Linked DNA regions of Homo sapiens: region 2 is linked to region 1. The links are chromatin loops, found by intact Hi-C in ENCODE. Cell type or tissue: GM12878. All regions are shown on one strand. Each heading gives the region's core, and the rest is flanking DNA. Links, peaks and the distances in the headings are about the cores only. Region 1 overlaps JAKMIP1 (janus kinase and microtubule interacting protein 1). Region 2 overlaps JAKMIP1 (janus kinase and microtubule interacting protein 1).

The links. Hi-C counts contacts between places; a loop is a spot of excess contacts. Peaks named below come from ENCODE experiments on the same cell type or tissue, not always from the same donor. Only the 100,000 strongest peaks of a DNase experiment are listed, where the experiment ranks them.
Region 2: it touches region 1 in a loop (7-fold over the local background); 3 of 110 quality-filtered maps call a loop at or near these places.

Annotation. Positions count from the first base shown.
Region 1 is chr4:6,188,464-6,193,835 of GRCh38, forward strand. The region is part of intron 1 of JAKMIP1 (janus kinase and microtubule interacting protein 1); the gene reads right to left. Among named protein-coding and RNA genes, the nearest start is that of JAKMIP1, 9.4 kb to the right of the region's middle. RefSeq lists an enhancer at 2,727-3,347. In GM12878, for the core only: CTCF peaks have their summits at 3,211 (motif pointing left) and 3,897; no DNase peak of the experiment used is centred there; H3K27ac peaks cover 900 bases.
Region 2 is chr4:6,132,267-6,137,638 of GRCh38, forward strand. All of the region lies in intron 1 of JAKMIP1 (janus kinase and microtubule interacting protein 1), which reads right to left. Among named protein-coding and RNA genes, the nearest start is that of JAKMIP1, 66 kb to the right of the region's middle. RefSeq lists enhancers at 2,329-2,378, 2,659-2,848. In GM12878, for the core only: a CTCF peak has its summit at 2,496; a DNase peak (open chromatin) is centred at 2,525.

The DNA.
Region 1 (5,372 bases), core at 123-5,122:
CAAAATGTTCAGCCCACATCCCTACCTAAGAGTGACTTAATACACCCCAAACCTCCTTGCCACTTGACCTCTTAGCATACCCCCAAAGCCCTCTGCTCACTCACAATGATGAAGGGAAGCTACAACCCAGGAGCAAATGAATCGTGAAATTCCAAATTAGCAACTTATTAATCTGGGGCACCTGAGGTTTGGGGCACCTGCATCCCTCCCCCATCTTCTGGCTAGAGCACCCCAATTTTTAATATCCTATCCAGCAATAAGACTTGTTTGTGTCTTCAGTCTGAAGTGTCTTGCATTTGTCCCTATAGAAAAATCCGGGGCTCTGCAATACACAGGCTCTCACAGACTTGGTTCATCCTGGGTGCCTATGGTACTTCCTGGGAGAGATAGATCATGTCAGGAAAGCACCCATCTGCCCAGTGGTTTAAATAGATTAGGCACAATGTGGGGGCATCCAGGCCCTTTTTCAAAATAAGATATCTGGTTTGCAAAAAGAACCTCGTCAAGCCCTGAGCCTGGAAGGCTCCAAGACTTGCTGAGGAAATCCAATTACTGCCGGGCATAATGAGCTCACTCACCCAGCGCCCTGGTCCAACAAAGCAGTCCTGCCAACATCCAGAAAGAAGGTTTGTCTTCCACAGTGCATTCGGAGGGTATGGCTTGGGAGAAAGAGAAAAACCAGGCTAATGGAATAAGAAATGTGACCTTCCGGGACCACAGGAATGCAGTTTGTTTCTGAAGAACAGCATTCTAACATTTTTCTGCTGCCTTAAACTAAAAGCAGGCTGCACCGTAAGGTAGCGAAATGCCAGTCTGAAGAGGGAAAGGGAAACTTTGAGTTTTACAGAACCTTCGCAAATCTCATCTCTGGACTGATACAACAATCAGGGGTATTCCCACCCCAAGCATTATAGTATCTGAGGCTCAGACAATTGACTGTCACTAGAGGTGGCTTCTGCAGAGAACAGAGTGAATTTTTTTTCAGCGCAGAGTGGACCTGATGCAAGCAATGGCGAGAACATACTGTGATCCTGCTAAGGTCCCTCCCAACACTGACATTATGGGAATCTGAGACCAAAAGCCAAAAATCTATTAACCACCTACTGTGCACATTGCCCTGGCCAGGCTGTGGGAGTCCCAGTGTGAATCAGAAAGCATTCCTACCCTCACAGAGCCCTCTGTCTAATGGAGGAGTCAGACAAGTCACTGGCAGCTGCAATACACAGTGGCTAGGGCAGAGGGTGGCGTAGGGCAGTGAGGGCCCTGGGGTTATGCCTGGCCCTACCTGGCCCAGCCTGGGGATGGAGTTTTCTGAAGGAAGGCGCATGATGGATCTTAAGCACAAGTGGATGGGGTGGGGGAGGCGAACAGGCAGATCTATCAAAGGGAACAGCATGTGCAAAGGCCTGGCTCAGTCGAGAGCAGCCGGGGGACTGTGTAGCTAGACACAGGCTCTGCTGCAGGCGTGGCAGGAGAGGGAGGCAGCGTGGGCCATGCCACACTGGCAAAATCAGAGGAGAGAAGAAAGCCCCATTAGTCCATTCCCCTGCCCCTGGGCCTGTCTGAATCTAGCCCCAATGACTTCATTCACTCAATCCTCCTTTGTAGAGGAAGTCAGCGGGTGTCTCCCCACTCCTGGGGCCCAAGAAGGATGGAGAAGTGGCACCCGAGGAGCAGTTCTCAGGAGAGGGCTATGGTTCATGGGGGAAATGATGGGAGCTGAATTGGGAGCAGGCCATGGGGGGGGCTGCAATGCCAGGCTAAATTTACAACATGACGTTACAGGCTGCATATAGATCATAAGATGGTTACTATAGTGAAGCAGATTAACATATCTCTATCTAACATAGTTACACATGTTTTGTTGCAAGAGCAGCTAAAATCTACTTATTCAACAAAAACCCCCAATAAATGCAATTGTATTAACAAAGTCCCCATATTGCACTTTTCCTCTCTAGACTTGCTCATCCTACACTCTTTCCATAAGTGAACAGCACCCTTAGGAGCAGCCAGAGGTAGGCTGAACCCGCCACTGCCATTTCCACCTGTGCAAGCTCAGATAAGTCACTCACTCCCCAGCAATGAGGTGGTGGAGGTCCAAGGAGAGGCCTGGGGAGGAAGGTCTGCTGAGCACACCCCGCCTCCCACCCCCAACCCCAGCAGGCGGCACGATGCCAGGCACCTGAGGGCAGGTGTGCACAAGGAAAATAAGGATGACAGTGTTAGCTGACGCCTGCAAATCTCAGGACAAAGTTGCCCCCCGGCATCTCTCCATGTGGAACAAGCACACACACCCAGTGACAGGGATGGGGTGATACCCCAGGACGCCAGAGCTCCCAGGGTGATGTGACATGTCTCCCTTGTGGCTCCTGGCTGGGTTGGGAACTCGGCCCATAGTCCCCTCCTGGGTCTGACAGAAAGCAGTGGAGATGGGGTCCAGAGCAGAGAGGTTGCATCAAACAAGAGCACAGGCGGCCTGCACCACATCCTGAGAGTCAACTGCCCTCGGCAATCAGAGCTGGTGTGGGGCAGTTCCAGGATGGGGACAAACAGCAGCTTTGCCCATACTGGGGGATGCAGGGAGTGCAGAAAATGAACGTGAGGTTGGAAACTCTTCAATCCTGGTGCAATTAATATTGCAAAAGACTTACACAGGCTAGAGCCACTGAGTGGCCAAGAGGCAATAGAGTGGCCCGACACTCTTGGGCCACGCCAAAGTCATGGGCGTGGATGCCAGTGAGTGAGACCCCAGTGTGTGTCAGGCTCCAGACTCCAGACAGCTCTACCCCTGCGCTCCTCACCAGGCCTTCCCGAGGGCTCACAGCCAGAGACACAGCTCCCACCGCCAGTGTGACTGTCCCCTGCATGTCCCTCCTGAGGCCCTCAGAGAACTCATCACGGGCCTTAGTGGCTGGGTCAGCCTCTGTATTTCACCTGTGGAGGCTATGGGTCTCCCCTCCCCCAGAACGTAAGCTGCTGTGGGCAAAGACCTTGCCACCCCTTGTCCTCATGGGGACCCAGATCCTCGCAGCGCACAAGGTGGCCCTCAAAGGTGCACTGTCATTGTTTGTCATCAGGCTGAGCTTCTTGTTTACAGAGGAGGAAACTGAAGCACAAAAACCATTTCATTAACTTGCCTGAGGTCACAGACCTCATAGAAGGCAGAGCTGGAGGGTAAGCCCCATAGACCTGAGCCTGGACCCTGCTGCCCTCTGGAGCTTACAGCTACAGCAGCAAGGCCCAGTGGAATACAACATGCACGCCACGTGTAATTTCACAGTTTCACTAGCCACATTTTAAAAGGTAAAAAGAAGATGAAATTAATAATACATTTCATTTAGCCCAATATATACAAAATAGCATTATTTTGAAGTAAAATTCATGTGAAAATTATTACTAAGATATTTTACATTCCGTTTTTTTCATACGTCTTCAAGCCCAGGAGTGCATTTTATTTATTTATTTATTTATTTATTTATTTATTTTGAGATGGAGTTTCGCTCTTGTCACCCAGGCTGGAGTGCAATGGCCCAATCTTGGCTCATTACAACCTCCGCCTCCCGGGTTTGAGCTATTCTCCTGCCTCAGCCTCCCGAGTAGTTGGGATTACAGGCGTGTGCCACCATGCCCAGCTAATTTTTGTATTTTCAGTAGAGATGGGGTTTCACCATGTTGGCCAGGCTGGTCTTGAACTCCTGACCTCAGGTGATCCACCCTCCTCAGCCTCCCAAAGTGCTGGGATTACAGGCGTGAGCCACCGCGCCTGGCCAGGGTGTATTTTTCACTCACAGTCCATCTCAGTCCACAGGAGCCGCATTGCAGTGCTCAATAGCCCCTACCGGCGAGTGGCTACTGGAATGGGACAGCTCAGCTCCAGGAGGTCCCCTGGTGGCCTCAGGACAAGTGTATGAGTCACCTGGCATTAGGAAACTCATTCACAATCACAATGACCATGACTTCCACAAGTAACACCAGCAGCAGCACCGGCTGACAAACACCCACTGCACGCAGACGCCACTGAGCCTGTTTTGGTTTTGGTCTACATCCAAAACCAACCCCAAGAGATAGGGACATTCTCTTTATTTCACAAAAGAAGGAAGTGAAGCTCAGAAAGATGAAGGAACGAGCACTCGATCACAGAGCTAGCAGGGTGGAGTTCGGAAATTAAGTCAATAGCAGTGATTACTTATTGCACACCTGCTCTGTGCCAATGCCCAAGGCTGACAGAGGAGGAGAAACCCCACAGGCAGGGTTCCTGCCCTCATAGTGCTTGATTCTAGCTTCTGGGGAGGGGAAATGAGAATAAAATCATTTCAGATCATGATGATTCTCAAAAGCAAACAGGGTACTGATGGGAACCAGGGGCACAGCCGCTATCTGGGACAGTCAAAGACCTCCCCAAGGAGGAGAAATTTAGGCTGAGACATTGTGATGGTTAATATTGAGTGTCAACTTGATTGGTGAAGGATGCAAAGTATTGTTCCTGGGTGTGTCTGTGAGGGTGTTCCCAAAAGAGATTAACAATTGAGTCAGTGGACTGGGAGAGGCAGACCCACCCTCAGTGTGGGTGGGCACCATCTAATCGGCTGCCAGCGTGGCTAGAATAAAGCAGGCAGGAGAAGATGGAAGAGCAAACTTGCTGAGTCTTCTGGCCCCATCTTTCTCCCATGCTGGATGCTTCCTGCCCTCGGACATCAGACTGCAAGTTCTTCAGCTTTTGGACTCTTGGACCTACACCAGTGGTTTGCCAGGGGCTCTAAGGCCTTTGGCCACAGGCTGAAGGCTGTGCTGTTGGATTCTGTACTTTTGAGGTTTTGGGATTCAGACTGATCCGCCACTGGTTTCTTTGCTCCTCAACTTGCAGACAGCCCATCGTGAGACTTTACCTTGTGATCGGTGAGTCAATTCTCCTTAATAAACTCCTTTTCATATACACATATATCCGATTAGTTCTGTCTCTCTAGAGAACCCTGACTAATACAGACGTGAGGGATGAAAAGAAGCCAGTCTGGGCCAGGGTAGGGATGAACATTCCAGGCAGCAAGCAGCTCACACAAGCGCTCTGAGCAGCAAGAATCCAGCATGTTTCTGCAACCGAAAGAAAGGCAGCCAGGGCTCCCTGCGCTGTGCCAGCTGCCTCTCTGGGGCACTCGGCTGGCTCCCGCATCGTCCCTCCTGCCTCGGGGTGCTCCCATGCTCTTGCTTGGAAAATGAGGAGCCGACAACCATTCTGCAGGTTTCAAGGACAAGTCAAGGCTGGGAGCCCCCAGCACGATGCTGATCATGGGAGGCTGAACTGATGCATTAGTGAGCAGGGGAGGAGAGGGTGGAAGAGCCTGCAGAATAGGACCTGAGCAGCCAAAGCCCTGGGA
Region 2 (5,372 bases), core at 263-5,262, 56 kb before region 1:
TCTAGGGTGACTACTAAAAAAAGTTTTTTAAAAAGTACACTTGATATGTTCAGAAGGACAGAGCATGGAAATGTTATTAAAACCACAGAAGGCAGCTGGGCACGGTGGCTCACACCTGTAATCCTAGCACTTTGGGAGGCCGAGGCGGGCAGATCACTTGAGGTCAGGAGTTCAAGACCAGCCTGGCCAACATGGTGAAACCCCGTCTCTACTAAAAATACAAAAATTAGCCAGGAGTGGTGGTGCACACCGGTAGTCGCAGCTACTTGGGAGGCTGAGGCAGGAGGATCGCTTGAATCTGGGATGTGGAGGTTGCAGTGAGCTGAGATCTCACCACTGCACTCCAGCCTGTGTGACAGAGCCAGACATTGCCTCAAAAATAAAAAAAAAAAAAAAGAAAGCAGAAAAGGAGTAGAAGACAAAAATAGAAACAAAGATTAAGGGTCACAAACAGAAAATAGTAACAAATACTATAGATATTAATCCACCTCTATCAATAATCACTTTAAATGTCAACGGTCTAAATACACCAATAAAAGAGACTGTTGGGGTGGATCAAAAAACAAGGCACAACTTGTGTTATTTGTTTCTGTGCTACAAGAAAGCACTGCATTTCAAGACTCGCATGCACAAAGCCAGCCAACTTCTACACATTCATAGTCAATTAAGGGAAATGCAAGCAGCAATTAATTCCCAGCCACTGTTCATCTCTTGGTGTTGACACAATCTCTAAACTACAACCAAAAAAGCAAGCCTTATTTTTTTTAATTAAAAAAAGATCTTTGTAATAAATTCAATCAGATAAAAATGTCATTATAAAAATGATACTCAAGGAGCTCATAATGAAATAATATGGCCCAACAGAACACCAAAAAAACCTCATAATGACAAATCTGAATGAAAATCACAAAGACAATGCCCATGCCAGCCAGAATTTTAAAGTTAGCTAAGCTCCTGAATATTCTATAGGCAGACCTCCGCTCCTGCTCAGTGCCAAGGTACCTCCATTGATAATGGGGATGGTGACTTCGAGCACAAGCTCTTTGAAAGCCTTAGAAGACGTACAACCATAAACATTTTGTTTCCATATGAAAAAGGTTAGAACAAGTACTCCGTATTATTTATACTTTCAGAGGGAGGGAAGGAGAGCAATAGAGAGACAGAGCCCATGTTAAACTCAATTCCTTAAAAAGCAAATGAACAAGAGTTCTCAAAGAAATTAATCCTTCCCAGCCTGACGCAAGCAGATTCATTCATCTCCCCTCTGCAACTCTGTTCCTTCTGTGGGTCTAGTTTCTAGCCATGATGTTAATGCCTGATAGTGGGTGGTGGGCAGGGGGCGCATGGAGGGAGAATCATTGTTTTACCAAGTTTCTTGCAAAGCTAATTTTGCCCTGGGACCATGCTTCCCAACAACAATGTGTCCTCCTGGCCTTGGCACCCCAGCAAGTGTGTTCCCCACGGTGTCCTTGGCAAATCTGCCACACAGTTCCTGACATTTCCCAGATTCCCTTGCAGGAGGTAGGGGTCATATGACTAGACCTGACCTGTGTCACTTCTGGGCTAAAGCTCTTAAAAGCTCACATCACTCTTCTCTCTCTTCTTGGCTGCAGGGACCTTTGAAGCCATGCATTGAGATGGTTGGATGACCAGACGGAGGGGGCTGGATCCCTGAATCACCCACTGGAGTGGGCCTGCACTAGAGCATGTGTGAATTAGAATGGACTGATATGGTTAGGCTTTGTGTGCCCACCCAAATCTCATCTTAAATTGTAATCCCCCTGATCCCCAGGTCGAGGGAGATGCCTGGAGGAAGGTGACTGGATCACAGGGGCAGTTCCCCCATGCTGTTCTCATGATAGTGAATGAGTTCTCACAAGATCTGATGGTTTTATAAGTGTTTGACAGTTCCTCCTTCACATACTCGCTGTCTCCCGCCTGCCGCCATGTAAGACATGCCCTTTCCCCTTCCACCATGATTGTAAGTTTCCTGAGGCCTCCCCAGCCATGTGGAACTGTGAGTCATTAAACCGCTTTTCTTTATAAATGACCCAGTCTCAGGTAGTATCTTTATAGCAATGTGAGAACAGACTAATATACAGACCTTTTGGGGTTTCTTTGTTACTGCAGCCTTGCCTCATCAAACCTGACTGATGCTCTCTTCTTGAAATGCCCCTCCCCGTCTTTTCCACCTGTTCATCTTCTTTAAAATTCAGCTTGGGCATCACCTCCTCTGGGATGCTTTAGCTGGCACCACTTCCCACCCCTAGGCTGGGTCAAGGGCTTCCTCTGCATACCAATAGTTCCTCAAGCTTCCCTGTCTCACAGCTCTGATCACGCTGTGCTGGTGTTGCCCATCCCCGCCACCAGACTCGGTGCCCATGACAGCCAGGCCTGTTGCCTCAACCTCCCAAGAGCCTGGCTCGGTGTCTGCCAGAATCAAAGCAGCTCTTGAGTGCCTGTGAAATGGACTCAATCTGTCCACACGATGGTGCCACAATGCCCTCTTTCACACATGCAAATACTGCACCAGGCCTGGGGAGGCAGAGATGAGCCACATCCTCTCTCCCCCACCAGAGCCTCAAGCCTAGCATGGGAGGGTGGCGCATGCATAAATAAAGACAGCCCAAAACACGCAGTGTAGATGCAGATAAACCACGGTGGATGCCCAGAGGCAAGAGAAGTGTCTTCTAGCTGGGGACTCCACACACAAGACAGCGTCTGGGCTCCCTGGCAGGCCCTGGACATGTAGAGATGGCAGGTGTAGGGCTCGTGTATCTCTGGTCTGGTATCGTTGGGGCAGAGCTGCTCAGTCTCCATGGGGGCCACTCCTCCCCATCCTCTCCCATTCTCAAGCCATGGTATATGGGCTGACTCGTGTCCCTCCAAAATTCTTATGTTGAATCCCCAACCCCCAGCACCTCAGGACTTCATGTTTGGAGACAAGGTCTTTATGGAGGTAAGTTAGGTAAAATGGGGCTGTGGATTAGGGTGGGACCTAATCCAAGATGACGGATGTCCTAACAATACGAGGAAAATAGGACACAGACACATAGAAGGAAGACCATGTGAGGACATGGGGAGAAGACGGCCGTCTACAAGCCAAGGAGAGAGGCTTCGGAAGAAACCAACCCTGGTGGCAGCTTGATCTCGGACTTCCAGTCTCCAGAATTGGGAGCAAATGTCTGTGGTGTGAGCCGCCCAGTCTGTGGAGTCCATCATGGCAGCCCCTGAAGACTGATACAGAGATGCTCCTTGAGCTGCCCGACCCCACTCCACGGACGGGGATTTCCCAGGTCCAGCCTGGCCTAGCCTTGATAAAAAAGCCATCGCATACACAGCATTTTGCAGATTAAAATAATCTAGTTCCCTGCATACCACTGCATCAACCATACCACCCCCGCTGAGAAGTTGCTTCTTGCCCCATGTTACCTATGACAAACCAGAGGCTCTGAGAGCCACAGCCAGCCTGGACTTGAACCCAAGCCTTCTAAGGCCCATCCCACTGGTTCTTCCCCTAAACCACACTGCCCAGCACAATGCTGGCTCACACAGAACTTCTTACTAACAGTTTCAGATAGCCACCTAACACCTTGGCAGAGGCTGGTGTCAGAGGACTTAAGAAATGGTGGGGGGAGAGGTGGGGGGGGACAGCAAAAATAAGGAGTGAATGAAGTGTCCCTTCAACATGGACCGAGGCTGGGCACAGTGGCTCACACCTGTAATCCCAGCACTTTGAGAGGCCAAGGTGGGTGGATCACTTGAGGTCAGGAGTTCAAGATCAGCCTGGCGAACAGGGTGAAACCCCATCTCTACTAAAGATACAAAAATTGGCCGGGCATGGTGGTGGGTTCCTGTATTCCCAGCTGCTGGGGAGGCTGAGGCAGGAGAATCACTTGAACCCAGGAAATGGAGGTTGCAGTGAGCCGAGATCACACCACTGCACTCCAGCCTGGCCAACAGAGTGAGACTCAAAGTAAATAAATAAATACATAAATAACATGTACCAAAGTGCTTGACGTCTAAATGCAGGCATCTGTGAATCCATATTTCAGTCTGCTTGAACCCAAAAGACCATGGGAATATTTAAGTACTTCTGACAAATCAGTACCCTAGTGATAATATCTCCCACTGGGAGCAGGAATGAAGGAAGCAAAGCCACGACGTTGAGGGACCTGCTGGAAGGAACTCGGTATCAGTCCAGAGTGATCTATTTAATCTCTCAAGGTCCCAAGAGGGAGGCCTCGCTTCCCATATTTTGTATCTGAGACAATTTGGGCACTGAGCGACTAAGTTCCTGTCCACGGTCACACAACCAAGGATGGCTCGTGTCACCTGCACCTTGCTCGACTATCCTTTTCTTGCCTACTTTTCTGATTTTTCATGGTGATTAGCACCCAGTCAGGAGCCACACTAAAGAATCTGGAATTCCAAGAAATGGCCTGCCCAGGAAAAATAAATAAATAACAAGAACTTCCTCCCTGTCCAGTCCAGCCAGCTGACCACAACCCACATCGTGGGGGTCCTGACTACACAGAAAGCCCTCGAGAACCACTGGCAGAAAGCAAAAAGCTAGTTACCAGCAGCGGCACTACCCATCACATAACAGGCATTTAGACACAGTTGCGTTGAAGTTTGGCAAGCGCATGGGATTCCACTGACCATGCCATTGTACAGATGAGGAAACTGAGGCTCAGGGAGGTGGCATGGGGAGCCAGGATTCCACCAGGCCCCTGGGACTCTGCAGCCTATTCCCTCCAGTCCTCCTCTGCACCAGTAATCAAACTCCTACACGGTGTCCCCTCCGATGTGCCCCCACCGAGGGAATAATCACTCTTCCTCCTCAACACCCCCTCCCTATTTTCATGGTAAGGTGCTGCATGCTCCCTTGCCTTGCAGAGCCTCCCCCATAGGGCTTGGAATCGAGCCACATGCAGCTCTGCCTCCTCCACCTGACAGGACATGTGCTATGCCAGGTCCTGGCTTCCCCGTGCCAGCAGCCGGGCTCACCAGGGCCCACTGAGCCACAGCAGCCACAGTGGCTGCAAGACGGCACGCGCTGGCATTTTCCTAACAGACGGATCAGCTTTAGACGGCACTGTTCCCGTACCTTCGCTGGGAGTCAGGAAATTCACGGCTCTGGCCCATGGAACCTTAATCACGTCACACCTGATACAGTTCCTGAAAAGTCGTCTCACACCCTGGGTGACAGCAGACGTGCTAAGTAGGAACCCCCTTCAAGTCCTTTGCTCAGGGAAATCAGGAGCTGTGATTTGGTTGAACGTTCCAGATGGCCTCACTCGAGAGACGCTCTTTTTCAGCCAATCCACACTCTCTCCGCACCTGGAGGCAATGACCCCCACAGGGGACCA